2 separate regions of the Homo sapiens genome follow, and region 1 is linked to region 2. A link is a loop called in an ENCODE intact Hi-C map of the cell type or tissue named here. Cell type or tissue: stomach. All regions are shown on one strand. Each heading gives the region's core, and the rest is flanking DNA. Links, peaks and the distances in the headings are about the cores only.

Region 1 (8,091 bases), core at 1,573-6,572, 240 kb after region 2:
CAAAACTGGTTTGTACATCTCTCTTGCTTGAGCAGGAGGAAATCATTATAATGGAAAGAATTATTGAAAATGGTCCATGTTGTGTAATTCCCAGGATAAATGGGCTGAGTAGCAAATATTTCTGTTGTGAACTGTTTTATACCTAAATGTGCATTATTAAACCCATTTGTTGAACACATTGAAAGATCAAATATCTTCCTAACCCGACACTGGAAGATGTTTATTTGCCATTCTTCTCCTTCCCCTGCTCAGATCTTGGCTTCCTGGAATTCATCCACATTTGAGGGGCAAAAAATCATAGATGAAGAAATCAGAAAAACAGAATTTAAAATTTATAAACATATTTTAAACAAGATCATAAGAAATTCAAAATAGTATACATAATAGAAACAGCATGTGGGGAAGCATATAGAACAATGTGGTAAGTGACCATTTTTTACATTATCATAAACATCCTATACATTTGAAGAACGTAGAAAGCACAGTAGTCACCAGACTGTAAGAATCCGAAGGTAGCAAAAAGAATGCTCATGATCAGAATGGTTCGGGGGTGGTTTTATGCACCTTCTGCTTTTATAAGGATATAACTTTAGATATACTGTGTATTTAAGTAATATGTATTTAACTATTGCCCTTTAAAATATTACATATCCAATCAGGTTGTTTTTATTTCAGCTGGATTAATCTTATGTATGCCCAATTCCATATTCCAAACAACCCTAAAAACCTCAGTTAAAAAAAAAATCGCTGGAATGCTTCAATACTAGATTTGAAGATAATAGTAGCAGCTGGAGTAGAAGGAGCAGAAAGCTGCTTTCTACCCCAAAATAAAACATTCTTTCTCTTTGATGATTCTTTTTCTTTCTTTTCCAGTAACTCTACTTTTTTTTTAGAATTGTTTTGAAAGTAGCACATTCAGGTATAGATTCATTTATTCATTCATTCGATAAATATCTACTGGGTATCAACCCTGTGCCAGCTCTAGACTAAGCACTGGGACATGTTATAAGAAACTTTTAATGTGGCACTGGACTTCAGGAGAGATCTCAAGGCTAAAAATATAGGATTGGGGGTTAGGTAAATGGTGGTAATAGTGCCTTTAAGGCATATGGAAATGGAGAGAGTTAAGTGAAGAGACATCTGTATATTGAGGTGAAGAGGAGGGGAGGGTAGATGAGACCAGTTTGTAGTTGATTGCTTCAGAAAGTCGTTGCATGAATGGTATAGAAAAGATACAAAAGGCTTTGGGTAAGTGAGTAAGAATGATTGTAGAGCTGTTAGGGAGAATGTTCCCAGCAATGAATCAGAGGATTGTTGTTGGCGTTTCCAGCACAGTGGAAGCTAGCATCAGTATGTTATAGTGAGCCAGGGCAGTCCCAGGTTTTCTCCAGCAATGCTCATCAGCAAAAGCAGAAAAATTAGAGAGTGTGTATGATGTAAGTTTGCCCACTGATATGGTGGGTAATGAGAACTGAGACTCGGTGTTAGAAAGGATGATAAAAAGGGCTGAAAAGAAGAAACTAGAAGAACCTTCCTTTTTATAGAAAGTTAATGGATGCATTAAACTATGAGGGTTTTAGTGTTTATCGAACTTGGTGAGCAGAAAACAAAGAGGGAGATGGGAAGGTGGAGAGGTACAGTGGTAGAACCGTGATTGTGTGTGGAGAATGAATATTCTTAGCACTGGTAATAATTAAATTCAGCGAATGATCTTGCTGGTGCATCACTCAGGTTGGGTGGGGTTGGAGGATTACAGGTAGCAAGATTATGGGATTATATAGTTGAGGTATCTCATGGGTCCCTAGCATGAATTTTGAAGTTGTCAGAGGTCACGATGAAGAATAACGGTGTGGAGGAAAATCAAAAGCCACGTGCTGCATTAATTTAGAAAGTGGAAGTGGGTCTCATAGGAGTTCAGTAAACAGCAGCCATGGTGCCTTTAAGGTGGTAGAACAAAGAACCAGTGTAAATTTTAAATGAGAAGAAAGAAATGGACAATTTGGTAGTGAGTAGTTTAAAGGTTTAAAGTGTGGACTTGTGAATTACTGGAAGAAAAATCCCAAGAGGGCCAGAATTTATTTTGAAGACACTCATATACTCTATTCTAATCAGACAACCATATTTTTTTTTACCAGACTCATTTAAATCAATATTAATTGTTGTTGATTTGGTTATTCATCATTATAGATATTGTCTCTGGTAAGAAAAAGGTGTTATTTTATTCTGCCTTCATTCCTTTCTGGCAGTGTTTTGTAGTATTTCTTCATAGTTCCCGGCCTTAAAAAATGTCAGTTTGTGGGAGGATATACTTTTCCAAATATCAGATATCCTAAGTTTTTCATATATATCAAGACTGTGATCCAATTGGTAGAACCACTAAACTAGAGAGCATGTTATTTTTCAAATCATCTGTATCTAAAAAGAAAACACTGTATTCTTCCTAATATTTTCTCCCTGAATACCAACATTTATTTAATCTCACTCATGTAATCATACTCTTGGACTAGTTCTCCGAACTACCGTTATATTAACTATGTAAACTGTAACAGATACAATTATTAAATTACCTTTTGCATTAGAATAGAGAACATCCCTTTCTACGATTTTCTTGATGTATAAATAATGGCCTGATAACTTCACAGACACACTAGTATATTCACAGATACTCTGGTCATTGCAAAGCCGGTTCCTCACCCCTGTAGCTAAATAATTTCTATACAAAGCACACTGAATGCTATTTAAATCACAAGTCTCTTCCAAGAAATTTCTTCTCTTCCTAGAAAATTATTTAGTAGGGGCAGTATATGGCAGCAGTAAAGGTTAATGTTAACAAACCCCTGTCCTTTACAGTTAAGTGCTAAAAGGCAGGTGTTCTCACATTTATTATACTTCTATTGTGCTTTCCATCACTAATGTAACACTTATCTGAAAATCGATAATTTTGAAAGATTTCACAGCTGCAGTATTCTTTGTGCTTTATCACTAAGAACAAACAAACCCTATTCATTCAGTGGGATGAACTTATTACTTTTCAATCCTTATTTAAGTAAACCTGGTCTATGGAATTCCGAAGTAAGATATTACTGCTTTCCTACTTTCCTTCCTGCAGCGTTAATTCTCCTTTGGAAGACAGTCATCTTGCCTGCTGTATCCATCTCTTAGTCTAACTCTTGTTTGATATAAGATCAAAAGGCGTTCGTTTTCTGTATCAATTAGGCAGGCTGTCTTGTCTCAATGAGATTAAGTAGCCTCTGAAGAGAAGTGACACCAGGGAGGAGGTAGATGAGCTGATAATTAACATACAATATGGCTGTCTTAATTCTTTCGAAATGATAGTTTGCCTAGTCTGATGTCTTTCTTTTATAATTGTGTCCGTGGCTCATTTGTTCAGGGCAACCAAGCAGCACACACCAGACCTGATAATCAGTGGTTTGGGTTTCTAATAAAGCTGGAAGGACACATCAATTCCTTCCTAGGCTTGACATTTTTTTTTCGTACTAGGGAAAGGCCCTAATATTTTCTTGTTTCTTAGATTTTTTAAGGACATTCATGAAGTACCAGAATATTTTATTCCAAATAAATTATAAATGCAATACCCAGTATTAACTCCCAAGTTTCTTAAAGAAAATGTTATCAAAAGCAATTGTTGAGCCCCAGACAAAGCTATGTAAGCAGGGTATCAGTCCTTCTATAGGTAGACTCTGCCTAGAAGCCTGAGTTTTTATAGCCTGAGTTTTCCGCAGTCATATTTAACCATGTTTCTTGAGATAAGACTTTAATTATCTCATTACAGAAAGTGAAGCAGTGTTTTCAAAGGAGCAAACAAAACACTGGTATTTATTAACAACATTTTCTTTCAGTGTATTTCCTCTCACTTCACTTTCAGAGATTTTCTAGCCAGTTGCTTCTCTAAGAAAAGATTGTTAGGTACAAATTCCCTGAGTTTAGCTCCCTTGCCATCATCAGACTTCTAGGCTTAAACCTATTTTTATCTACTTCCTATTATCCCAGAGGCAACATTTCTACCCCTTTCCAAGTCTCAGCCTTCAATCTGTGCCCACACATTCTGGCTTCCTCCGCCATCCCCTGCTCTCGTGCTTTTTTTTCTGGCCGTATGTGTGCTCAAGACATTACAGAAGTTAAAACAAGTGATCCAAACAACCATTCTTTATCTAACCCAGCTTCTTTTCTTACTAGGTTAATGCCTTACATTTCTCCATCATCAAATTCTTAAGAAAGATATTTACATGACTTATTCTAATCATTAGTTCTATTCTCTTTGCAGTCCACCCCTGGCTGGTTTCTGCTTCCACCTGCTGATCTCACAGAGGTGAGGTGATAACAGTGATGAAACAAAATCTTCAAACCACAGCACAGTAAGAAGATGCCGAGTTTATATGTGGACACTGCTTTTGTGACTATGACTATTGTTGTGGGTTTCCTTGCTTTCCATCTCGCCAGTTCCCTTCTTGACATTGTACAGCTATTTCCTTTGTAATACAGAAACTCTCTTACAGAATATTTCCACAGCTGGCTTTCATCACTTCTTGATAGGTACCTAAATATTTCAGTTTTTTCCACTTTATTTTCCTTTAACAATAACTGCTGCCCAATTAAATAATTCATCTTTTCCCCTGTATAAGTATTTGTGGTACTGAATGAATGTTTATCAAGCACCATTTGGAATCTCCTATTTTCTCTGGCTTGGCTTTTTCACAGACTCTTGGTCTCAATTACACATGGCAGTTTGAATTAAGTGTATTTAACCATTTTAAAATTAAGAATGAGTTTAGAGTTTGTTTTAGAATTTTTTCTACCCCATAGAGATGATTGTGTGTAAATTAAAGACTAACTTTAAAATCCAAGAGTTTCTTTGTTGTATAATAGTTAGATCGTGCACATTTATAAATAACATTCAGAAGCGTGACACAGAAAAGCAAACATTATGCTTTAAAATGTTCACAAATGATAATAATAACAATGTTTATTTTCTGCTTACTATGAGGTAGGTGCATAACTAAGTTCTTTATGGGCATTAATTTATTTACTCTTTTCATCAGCCCTAGAAGTTTGGAATTTTATTATTCGTTCCAGAAAGGTTACAAAACTTGCCCTAGATAGCTCAAAACTGGTGAAGTTGGGATTCTCAAGTCTCACCCCTGCATCATATGCCATTCTGCCTCTCCAAGGATGTCTACACATCAGTGAGTTTGATAAAACAAATACTAACATGGCTTCTTGATTCTAAGATACTATCAAGTGTAAGCTGTACCACCTATTTAATATTATCTTTCCAGGATAAAGTGAATCACTACCAACAGTATGTGTGTGTGCGTATGTGTGTGTGTGTGTTATAGATATATCACACTATATTTAGTCTCTTGGTCTCAAATTATGATTTTTGGTATTGAGAACATGTATGTCTTAATTTTTTCATACAGATGGAAATTTTCAAATATTGAAATATATAAAATATTTAAGTATATACTTACTATATTATATACATAATGCATATTATGTATGTGGGGCAGTATATACCCAACATGCATATTATATATATAATATAGTAAGTATATACTTAAATATTTTATATATAACTAGAAACATAATATGCATTATGTATATAATATAGTAAGTATATACTTAAATATTTTATATTTATACATAATATGCATTATGTATATAATATATTATGTAATAATATGTAATTATATAATAATTATACTATGTAATAATATATGCTTAAGTGTATTATGTATTATACATAAATATAGAAATTAGTATCCCTTTCCTCTCATTTTACCCTCTATTTTAAGTCTTTATTCTACATAATGGTGAAAAAATTAATCTTGTTGATTTTAAGGGAGCTCAGTTTTTACAATTTTATTTTAAAATCCTCAATCAGGATTGATTTCTGCGCACTTTTCCTTAAGTTACATCTGAGTTTCTGGAGGTTTGTGCTAAATTTACGCAATAACCAGGAAGGGGATATTTGCTCTTCATTTGTCCTTGATCTTCCACTGGCATCTGCTGAGAGAGAAATTCCATATGGTTTTTGGTTGTCTGCCTCTATCCCTTTGGCCTATGTTAGGAGACCACAACCTTACAGAATTCCTGGTTATGAAGACTATAAACTACCTCCTCCTTTTTCCAACCATCAGGATTCTGGGATCTGATGGCCTCCTTTCAGTCACATATACACCTCTCTTTGGGGTACAGTGGCTGTCAGTTGTTCTCTGGTATCACACTGCGGGTGCTCGAGGCTACTCCTAAACTCCACCTCACTTAGCCCCTGGAACTTCATTCTGGTTTGAACCCTGGGGAGAAGTGGAGTAAGGCTCCTTCCTAGCTCTCTTATCTGCCCGTGGTATAACAACCAAGACCTCTCCTTGTAGGGGCAGAAAAACTCACCCTTTTATTGTTAGATACTACTCTTATCTCTATGGTATAAACTTTATGGACCAAGTTCTTCAGGGTTTTGGCTTTTTATATTCAGTGCCAAACTTTTAGTGCTCAAAACACTTCTTTTTCAAAAAACTGGGCTATCTGAAATCAAAAGCTCATTGGCTTTCAAGACTAAGTCCTCTGTTGTAAATTTTTTAAAAGCCTATTGCCTTCTTTGTTTTTCCTCATGATAACTTGTGCCCTGCTTTCTCTGGGACAAATAAATGTTCCCCAGAGGCTGTGAATGCTATTTGCTCTGGAGGTAGTGATCACCAAGACAACAGCAAAAAACTTGGTTAATATCTCCATATGTAATTCCTCCACATATATTAAAATATAAAAGTATATAACATATAAATATAATCATACAACATATATTAATATAAATAACTACAAAATTTATGATTTTATATATTATATATAATTTATGTGTAACAAGTATAGGTATATAATTTTTTCTGCCTTCTTATGTGAAGACAAGTGTTATCAGGAGAACCTGGACCGGGATAATGGCAATAAGAGTAGTGTTAAAAAAAAAAAAAGATACATACTAGAGATATGTCAAAGAAAGAGTGGTTGCAACTTAGCAATAATGTGAAGACATGGCACTGTCTACATTGGTGGGAATGTTTATATTAGAGAGACTAGACAGATTTTGGCAAACCACCTTACCTTTCTTTGCTATTACAGAAATGGCCTTGGAGGATAACGAACCTTAGAAACAGGTTTCAGAATTTTTCTATTCCTTAAAATCTGCTATGCTTTGAATGTTTGTCTCCTCTAAAACTCATGTTGAAATTTAACTGTTATTGTCACAGGCAATGATGAGACCATTTAAGAGGTTATTTGGCCAAAAGAACTTCGCCCTCATCAGTGGGATTGATGCCTTTATAAAAGAGAGGGTTTGGCCCCTTTTGCTTCTTTGTTCTTGAGCTCTTATGCCATGTGAAGAACAGCATTCCTCACTCCTGAAGGATGCTGCATTCAAGGCACCAGCTTGGAAGCAGAGACTGGGCCCTCATACCAAACATGCTGGCACCTTGATCTTGAACTGTCCAGCCTCCAGAACTGTGAGAAATAAATTTCTGCTCTTTATAAATTACCCAGTTTCAGGTATTCTGTGGTAGCAGCACAAAACAAAGACACAGCCACATTATACTCAACAAGTATTTATTGAGCATGTATTACATGAAAATCTTTGAATAAAGTGTTTCAAAGAATTCAGAGATGATTAAAACACATGCTTGAGCCGAAAGTCATAGAGTAGGGACTAAGTATATATTGTACTTCAAAGAATATAAAGGACGCTTCATAAAGCCCAAAAGTGCTTGATCAGAGAAGCGTTTTGTAAATTACAGAGACTTAGAATTTAGGGATCTTATTAGTAATAATATAATTATATTGGACTTCGAAGACATCAGGGAGCCAGCAAGGAATAAGCTCCCAAATTACAAAATAACTAAAGTTAGAACTAAATATGCAATCAAATTAGAAAAAAATGAAAAGTTATGATGTCAAGTATGACATGGTAAAGAGCAGTGACATAGGCAAGCTTACATCCTGCTGCTGGTGGTGTCTTGCCATCATTCTGGAAAATCATTTTTTACTCATGAGTCAAAATCCTTAAACAAGTTTGACCAAAGGAAA
Region 2 (8,091 bases), core at 1,701-6,700:
CAAGATAGAAATGCTTGAGATATAGGGATGTATTAAAATTGGGTTGTGAATTGCATTGATATAGAAAGGGAGTAAATAAGAAATGAAAATGCTAGTTTCTCATGCTTTTGAGGAAAACAGCATTTCTAATTACTCTAAGGACTTACATTTCTTGGCACACTTTGGTAGCCTCAATAAGTTTTTCCACTGTGGAGATGGAACATGTAAATATCTTCCTAATTATATACCCAAATATACTTAATGGACATGATAAATGGTTTTGGGTAAGGTTCACAATTTTTCAAAAGTATTGGTGGCATAGGAAACACATGCCTTTTAAAAATTTATTTTTTCAATGAACGTTCTTAGGCATGTGTAAGAAGTATTGCTTCATGTGGTTGCCTCTTCCCTTGAAATGGGAAAAAAGTACAGGTAATTTAGTTTGCTTGGGACAGCTTCTCCATAACATTTGTTTTCGACCATATTAATCCCACAGTTACCAGATGACCTTAGTATAAATTTTTACAATATATTTGTTCATAAAGAATATATCCTTCAAAATATATATAGCTTTGAAACTACCCTTTAAATACCTTCATTTTCTCCAGAATTTCCTTTATCTATTGCCCACTGTTTTATGAATAATTTTTAAAGCCTTAGAAATCATACATCTTTATCTGTCACAATGTGAAACATGCATTCTTTTGAATTATATAAATATCTAAGAGTTTATAATAACATTCCAATATTTTCTTTCCAGGGTAAATATTCTGTAGTTTCTATACTAACATAATTAAGTAATTATGGTGGCATATTCACTTTTAACATTATTTTTTCCTAGACTCAACTATGCAATTAAAGCCTGCTTTTGGAAAATGTAAGACACTCTCATGTGCTTATCATAAGAATAGTCAAATTGTCACTTAAAAGAAAAGCAATATTTTAGAAGAATTTTAATATGTTTATGATATTAGGAAGCTTACATAATTTAATTTCCACAATGGAACAATAATGGCCATTACTGACTTTAATAGGCACCACTTGTAAAAGAAGCAGCTACAGTTTCTTAAACACTCACTTTAAATACATAATTTAAAGTTCAAAATGTTTGGTACTATTTAAGAGTTTTCTCATCAAGATGGATAGTACATTCTGGAGAGTCAAACTATACATTTCTCTATAGAAAAGAAACATGCTTTATTTAAGATAGGAACATCTCATGCCTTCTAAAGCTTTCATTTTTATTTAACACAATGCTGAGATTCTATTCTTAGGTGAATAATTTTCAACTATTTTTAGTAAGTCACCTGGGGCTAAATGAAAAGTCTGCCATTCACAGTGTGTGCTTCCTGAGAGAAAATCATGAGAATACAGGGGGCTGAAATGGCCCCAAGCTTTCTTCCAAAACAGGTTCTTTGCACCTTGAGTTCCCATCCACTTCAAAGGAGGGACAAAGTGGGAGGCTCCAACCCACTGGGTTCTTACAAGTGCTTAGAAATTGTATTTTTAAGATTAGGTCCTTTTTATTACCCTTTGCCATGGGATTTCTTATGAAAGCTAAATGGACAAGTTTCTCTTTTTCTCTTTTTATATGTAGGTTGTTTTGACTCCACCCTGTGCAACAGTTCCCAAAATGCCTGAGCCGCCAGAACCAAACATCAAACAGAAACTAGCAGGGACATTCTTGTACTGGTCCTACTATGAAATTCAAACATGATTTCAAATCTGTCACAATATTTTAACTTGCTATGAGCTGCTTCAGTGTAACCTTGGGGCAATATGCCCTTTTCAGTTCACCACTGCTTAGCTTTTGGCAAAGATGTTTGAAACCATATGTTACAGAAGAATAAGCTGTAGTCACTAAGTTCTTACTCTACTATCTGCTTCAAAATGCCCTAACGGCAAGACTGCTTGTGTTGGATCTGGATTTCAGAAATGGCGAATCTGGACATAAAATACATAAATCAAGAGAGTATTCACTCAAATGCAACAACTACACCGATGGAAGAACTGGGGACAGATTTTTACAAAGTTCAGAGAGGCTGAGATGCCCTTTCATTCTGTGTCATCAGAAGATAATCTGCCAACGATTGAATGCCAGAATGTTTGTGCTTTAATTTTTCTTCATAAGCACTGCCTAGAAATGAGTCAAAAGCAGATGCTAGGAATAAAAGTTGAGCTCTCTACTCATTTAAAATTCTAAAGAATGCTGAAAAATTCCAGTTCAGAACAGCTGCATTTTTCTTGAGTGAACTTATGAAAACACTTTTACAACAGCAAAAACTAAAGCTATGTTCACTCTAGCCATGAATACTAACCAAAAAGCTCAGATGAATCAGTGCAGTGAGTTTTTAAATTCAATTTGTAGGCCCTAGCAAAAATGTCTTTGTATTTTGACCCTCGATCAAAGGAAAGGCAGAACTCACTTTTCCATGTGAGACTTTGAGTAGACCTGACCTTGAATGCTGTGGATTCATTATATCTCAAGCATTTATAGTACTGACAACACCTAATCAATGTTGTCACAACGAAAGTAGAAAACATTTGTATGGCCCATCTCCTTTATTATCTTGCTCTAGAAAACAATGTTCCTGTTCCTCAAGCTACTGAATTAGAACAATGTTAAGTAGTACAGCAATTAAAAAAGAATAGTTCCCAACCCCAAAAGCTCTTCAGGAGAAACATCTCCTAGTTTTTTCTCTTGTTCAAGATAGTCATATATCACATTAAGCTGCAAAGAATTCAGTACAACTTAATAATGCATAAACATGATCTGAATTATTTTCTGAGTGCAGCAACCTCCATTCTTTGAAAATCCTAACCCTAAACATAATCTAACTGTTGCATGATCTAACTGTTGCATGCACTCTGAGTCAGAAAGCACAGGTGGCTAAACTTTCCAAAAGATACTTTCTGTGTCCTCTGGTTACTAGAGCCAACTGAGCACTAAACCACTTATAAGGCAGAGATGGTATGAAATATAAAGGACTGTAGAGAAAACAGTAAGAGAAAAAGGAAAAGCTGTTTACAATGCCCAGGCCAGGCTGGCTCTGTAGAGAGCAGGAGTGAGCACAAGGCACTAGAAATAAGCACAGCCTGGGGGATGGAGAAAAGATCATTTGATAGAGTAAATGTATGGCCCTAAAACATAGCTAAAGACATACCCTCAGGTAAAGACACTGAAAATATCTTCTATAAAAATGTAATTCACAAAGTAACAGTTTATAGCAATCTGTGTGCTGGTGATAAAACAAAACAAGATCCTACTCATTATTTAGGTAACAAAAGTAAACACCAGGTAGAAGGACTGCATTAGAGAACATATGTGACCCTGTTAGGTTTGCAGAATCGAGGCCATAAACCATAAGCTGAGACTGCGAATTTATGAAAGGTTCATTGAAAGCAAGCAAACAGGTGGTGCATGGGAACAGCTTAAGCAATCTGTTATTAGTTATACAATGGTAGCAATATATTTCAGAAGTGCCGGGAGATAGACAAGATGGATACTTTGCCAACAAGGCAGTGTGTGGCAGAAAGTACAGTGTAATAGATGAGGAAAATTTCAAGGCCACTCCTGTCTCTAGTTAGAGAGAACTACTCTCCAAACCAAAACAGGAAAGAGTTTCTGACAAATTCCTAAAAACAAAAACAAAATAACAACAACAAACAACAATAACAACAACAAAAAAAGGGAAGAAAGGAATTTCAAACCAGGAAATAAAGGCTTTCTATTCTTTTTTTTAAAATCTATCTGAGGTACACTCCCTAAACCTATAGCAAGTAATAAAAAGCTTACAGGCTATTTTCCAAAAGAAATGATAAAGCATGATGTCATACAGAAGGTTAAAATAGACTTACAACAAGTAAATTCAGCATTCTGAAGACTAAATAGAATGCATGCACATCTCTTAAAATATACTAGAATTTTTTCTCCTTTTTGCTGTGTGTATAAAACTTCATCTTTTACTGCTAGCAAATTTACTGCTTTTGGCCAGAAAAGAAATGCTGAGGACATGGGGTTAACTTTCTAATTTGAGAAGACTATTTTGGTGAATCACCTTCAGTGAACAAATGCCTGTTATTTACTGACCACCTTGAGTCTTTAAAATTGAATTATTCTTGTCGTTTACAAAAAGTAACACTTTAAAAGATCACAGAATCTCTCACATACACACACACACACACACACACACACACACACATGCACACACACACTCAAAAGTACCAAATCAGGCCCGGCAGCTGCAGAGAGATTACATCATAACTCAGCTGTGCCTGGATTACCCACTCCACACTGGCAGCATTCAAGGTTAGAAAAATCAAATGGCAGCACAATTGGTCAGCAGCTTCTCTTCTTCTGGAATTTTTCCAGGTTCTTGAAACAAACAGACAAACAAACAAACAAATGAACATAAAGCTGCAATCACTCTTGCATTGATTTCAAAACAGTAAACTAGGCGGTTTCCTTGGAGAAGCAGAGCCTGTCCAGAAGACAGCAGCTGGAAGGCCTCCAGATAGCAATCCTCCACAGCTCTGTAGGGCTTGCTGAGGGGGACCCATAAGCCACCAAGGGTGTTCTCCGCAGGATCAGCTTAAGGCGGCTGCTGAGGCCTCAGGCTGTATTCAGCTCCGAGGTGTTCTGGCTGGGCGGCAGGTGGGAATCCAGGTTTTCTTTGCACCTTTCCAGGTCCTGGAAGTATGGGTGAGACAGGGCACTGTAGGCAGATATTCTTTTGGCTGGGTTAAATGTCAAACACTTCTGTAATAAAGAAAAAAATAATTGGTTGATATACAATACATCAATGTAAATAATGTACTTACAGAGTTATCCCTTTATTCACTGTCATATGTTAAGCGCATCTACAGTGGGAATGAGTATTTATTTAAAGGGACACTAAATAATATGGAGACAGTACTCATATATATCCCTAATGTATAAAATGTCCCTCAGGAGAAGACCCTTTTGGGTGCCTATGGACTGTTTCCTGCCCAGGATTTCTCACTAAGCCATTAAAGTATGCATATAACTTTATTTAGTAATTCTTCCAGTGCTAGCAAACTTAGTGCTACAGTCGGAGACTTCACCGTAACTTATTATCCTGCCTCAAGGCTACACCACTCAGAGGCAGGGCTATCTTCCTTTTAATTAATACCAAGGTGCCACATGGCTAGCAGTAGCTCTCTCAGGGGACCATTAGATTCAGTTCGAGTCACTAAACTCTATTCCAGGCTGACAGCTCAAGTGTAGGGCTACCAAGGTGAATGAGCTGGTGCCTGCGCTTAAGAAGCTCCTGGTCCTAGTCAAGTGGTTTGGGCAGTTTGGCTGAGCTACTGAGGTAGAAGGTGAAAGGAGGGAAAGGGAAACCTTTGCAGTAGCAGCAATCTCTATTCCCAAACTGTCCATACCTAAATTAGTTAGAATGTGTCCCTAATTTCAGTCTCATTTCCACCCCTACCTCAGGTAATCTTGTTACTCAAATCCTCCTCCTCTCCTTCCATCAACGCCTCCTGCTGGGTGCCTAGCAGGTGGCAAGCACTAATTAGTGATGAGTAAGACCTCCTCATTGCCACAGGAGCTCACAAGTAGCAGGGAAGCCACACTGGCTTCTCCATCCTAAAGTGAACTGGGTATATGAAATGTCTATGCATTCCAGTCTTCTATGTAATTTACAGACTTCACATTATCATGGTTAATGGAAGACCTCTTCCACTTAAGAGGTCTGCATAACCATGATATTAATAGGACTCCTGCTCACAGTCCTAGTCAGGTTCCAACTGGATTAGGGACCTCTCTAATATTCTATCGAAGGCTACTGACCTAGAAAAACAAATACAAACAGAAAGTTCTATGTGTAATTTCAGGCAAATTCTTGGGTCCTCTGAAATCTGATTTATCCTGAGATCCCCATCAGTCCATGGTTGCTAGCCTCCCTATAGGATCTTCTGAACATCAAGAGCTAAAGGGCAAGTGGAAGAAAGAGCTTGTCTGTAGAAAGGTTCCAACTGTCTCTAACAGCAAGAAACATCTCTAGAAAAGCTTTGCAAGGGCTGAATTCCCAAAGGACCGGAAAGCAGGGGCAAAATTCCTGAGCCTGAGTTCTCTTTTCCCAGAGCCCAAGAAGGAGAAAATTAGGTAGTGGCATTTAATCTCCAGGACATAGGAAAGAAGAGAAAAGAGCTGTGGGAATACATTCACAATACAGAGACATGTCTCTAGAGGATTATGTGAGAGGAAGCCCTTTCCTCACAGCTACACTGATGGCTTAAAGCTGGGAAGAGGGTGGAGAGAAGGAGAACACCTTAGCCAAATGTGGGGGTGTGGGAGAATCTCACGTTGGAAGTCTTAATACATTTTGTCCTATAGAAATATGGTTAAAAAAAAGGTGTTTAAGTTCTATTATTGCTCTACTTCAGGAACAAGGTTGCCAGGTTGAGGGTTAATTAAAAAACTTTGTGTTAATAATATTGTTTCTGCAAGAAAATTTAGTTTAATTGCCAAATAGTTTACTTATAAAATGAGCTTTTGGAATCACAACTTAGTCAAGAGTTGGATACTATGGTAGATTGGATAACTTTTAGTACATATTCCCTCTTTTCTCTCCCCTCTCACCATAGGGGGAGCATTCTTTCCTCCATTCAAGTTGGCCTTAGGCATGGAACTTGCTTTGGCCAATGGAACATGGGCAGAGTGGCGGGTACTTCTTCCAAGTATGGACCTTCAGGGGCATTGCATATTTCTGCTTGCCCTTCTGGAGCATCGATACCTTCTATCATGAGAAAAACATGCCCCAGGGAGCTGCTGCCTCTCTGGCATGGGCCCCAGCATGAGACACATGGAGAAGACCTGTGCTTCACCCACGGGCAGAAGCAGATATCAAAGGCTGTTAATTCAGGAGGTAAAGCAGACACTCATTACTCACTGGGTTTCAGACATCAAGAACAGCCCAACAGGTACACTTTTCTACCTATTGTTCTGGCCTCCAAGTATAGGAAATTATGTATATGGTTGAGCATTAAGAGTCTCAGAGCACAGAAGTCCTTATTTTCAGTGAGGTATTTTATATGTCCCTGGCACACTAAATACTTATTAAATAAATCAGCAACTAGAAGAAGTATTGCTATATAGTTCTTTTGGAAAAACATCTCCCCAAAGTTGTGAATGTTTAAGAAAAGGCACGTTAAAATGACAAACAAATTACTTAAAGTAGCATGAAACTGTAAGAAAGGAAACATAATATTTACTTCTAAAGAAACATATGTCAAAGTGAATCGAGAGGCTTCTAAACCTGCATTGAAATAAACATTCAAAGATGGCAGATTTAAAAAAATGTGGATCAGAAAGACATTCCAGAATCAAAAGCCACCAGCTGCTACAAGTGTGAAAATGAAACCTCTGGAGGGACTGTTGCCTCCTGCTCCATGTGGCTGTGGCATGTGATGCCTATAGCAGCTACTGAACTGATATTTGTGCCCACCACCCAGTCTGGGTAGAGCAGGTGTCTCACTGGCACAGTGCAGACGAGCTTGACATCAGAAAAACTTACCAGAAGTAGGTCTTTGCCTAGTTCATCGATATCTGTTACAAACTTCTCAATTGGTTGGGCAGATTTTGAATGAAAAGCCTGCCTGGGAAGGGCAACATCTCTAGGCCAGTCTTCTTCTCCTGGGAGTCCAATCACGCTACAAAAGAACCACACATGGACATAAGCATTAGCTACTATGCAGAAGCTGTTTTCTCATCAATTTCCAGAGAAAGGCAAAATCTAAGGGGGAGACATGGGGGGCAGAGTCCCAGGAGACCTTCACTTTATCACTGGCAGGGTCTCTGTTTATCTCTGTCCTACTGCAATATGGTGGCCATGGGGGAGAGGGTAATCTCACAGAAGAATTGTAAAATTCAGTGGGAGGAGATAAGAGATTGCTCTGGTAGCAGACACTAAATGTAAGGGATGATGTAGAAATAGAAAATATATTACCAGGCAGTAAGCTCTGACTTAGTGACAAAGCAGGACTTATTGTATTCAGAGGAGACCCATACTGGTACATATCTTCCTTTATGTCCAAGAATGCTTTTTGTGTTTTGATCGAACACCCCAGTATTGACATGATTTT

The links. Peaks named below come from ENCODE experiments on the same cell type or tissue, not always from the same donor. Only the 100,000 strongest peaks of a DNase experiment are listed, where the experiment ranks them.
Region 1: it touches region 2 in a loop (2.6-fold over the local background); 6 of 110 quality-filtered maps call a loop at or near these places.

What each region holds. Positions count from the first base shown.
Region 1 is chr7:92,850,624-92,858,714 of GRCh38, forward strand. The region is part of intron 1 of CDK6-AS1 (CDK6 antisense RNA 1); the gene reads left to right. Among named protein-coding and RNA genes, the nearest start is that of CDK6, 18 kb to the left of the region's middle. In stomach, for the core only: no CTCF peak of the experiment used is centred there; no DNase peak of the experiment used is centred there; H3K27ac peaks cover 492 bases.
Region 2 is chr7:92,610,549-92,618,639 of GRCh38, forward strand. It overlaps CDK6 (cyclin dependent kinase 6), which reads right to left. Exons shown (of 8, transcript NM_001145306.2): 7 at 7,524-7,659; 8 at 1-4,738. The coding sequence ends at 4,592. Among named protein-coding and RNA genes, the nearest start is that of FAM133B, 24 kb to the left of the region's middle. In stomach, for the core only: no CTCF peak of the experiment used is centred there; DNase peaks (open chromatin) are centred at 4,243 and 4,473; H3K27ac peaks cover 437 bases.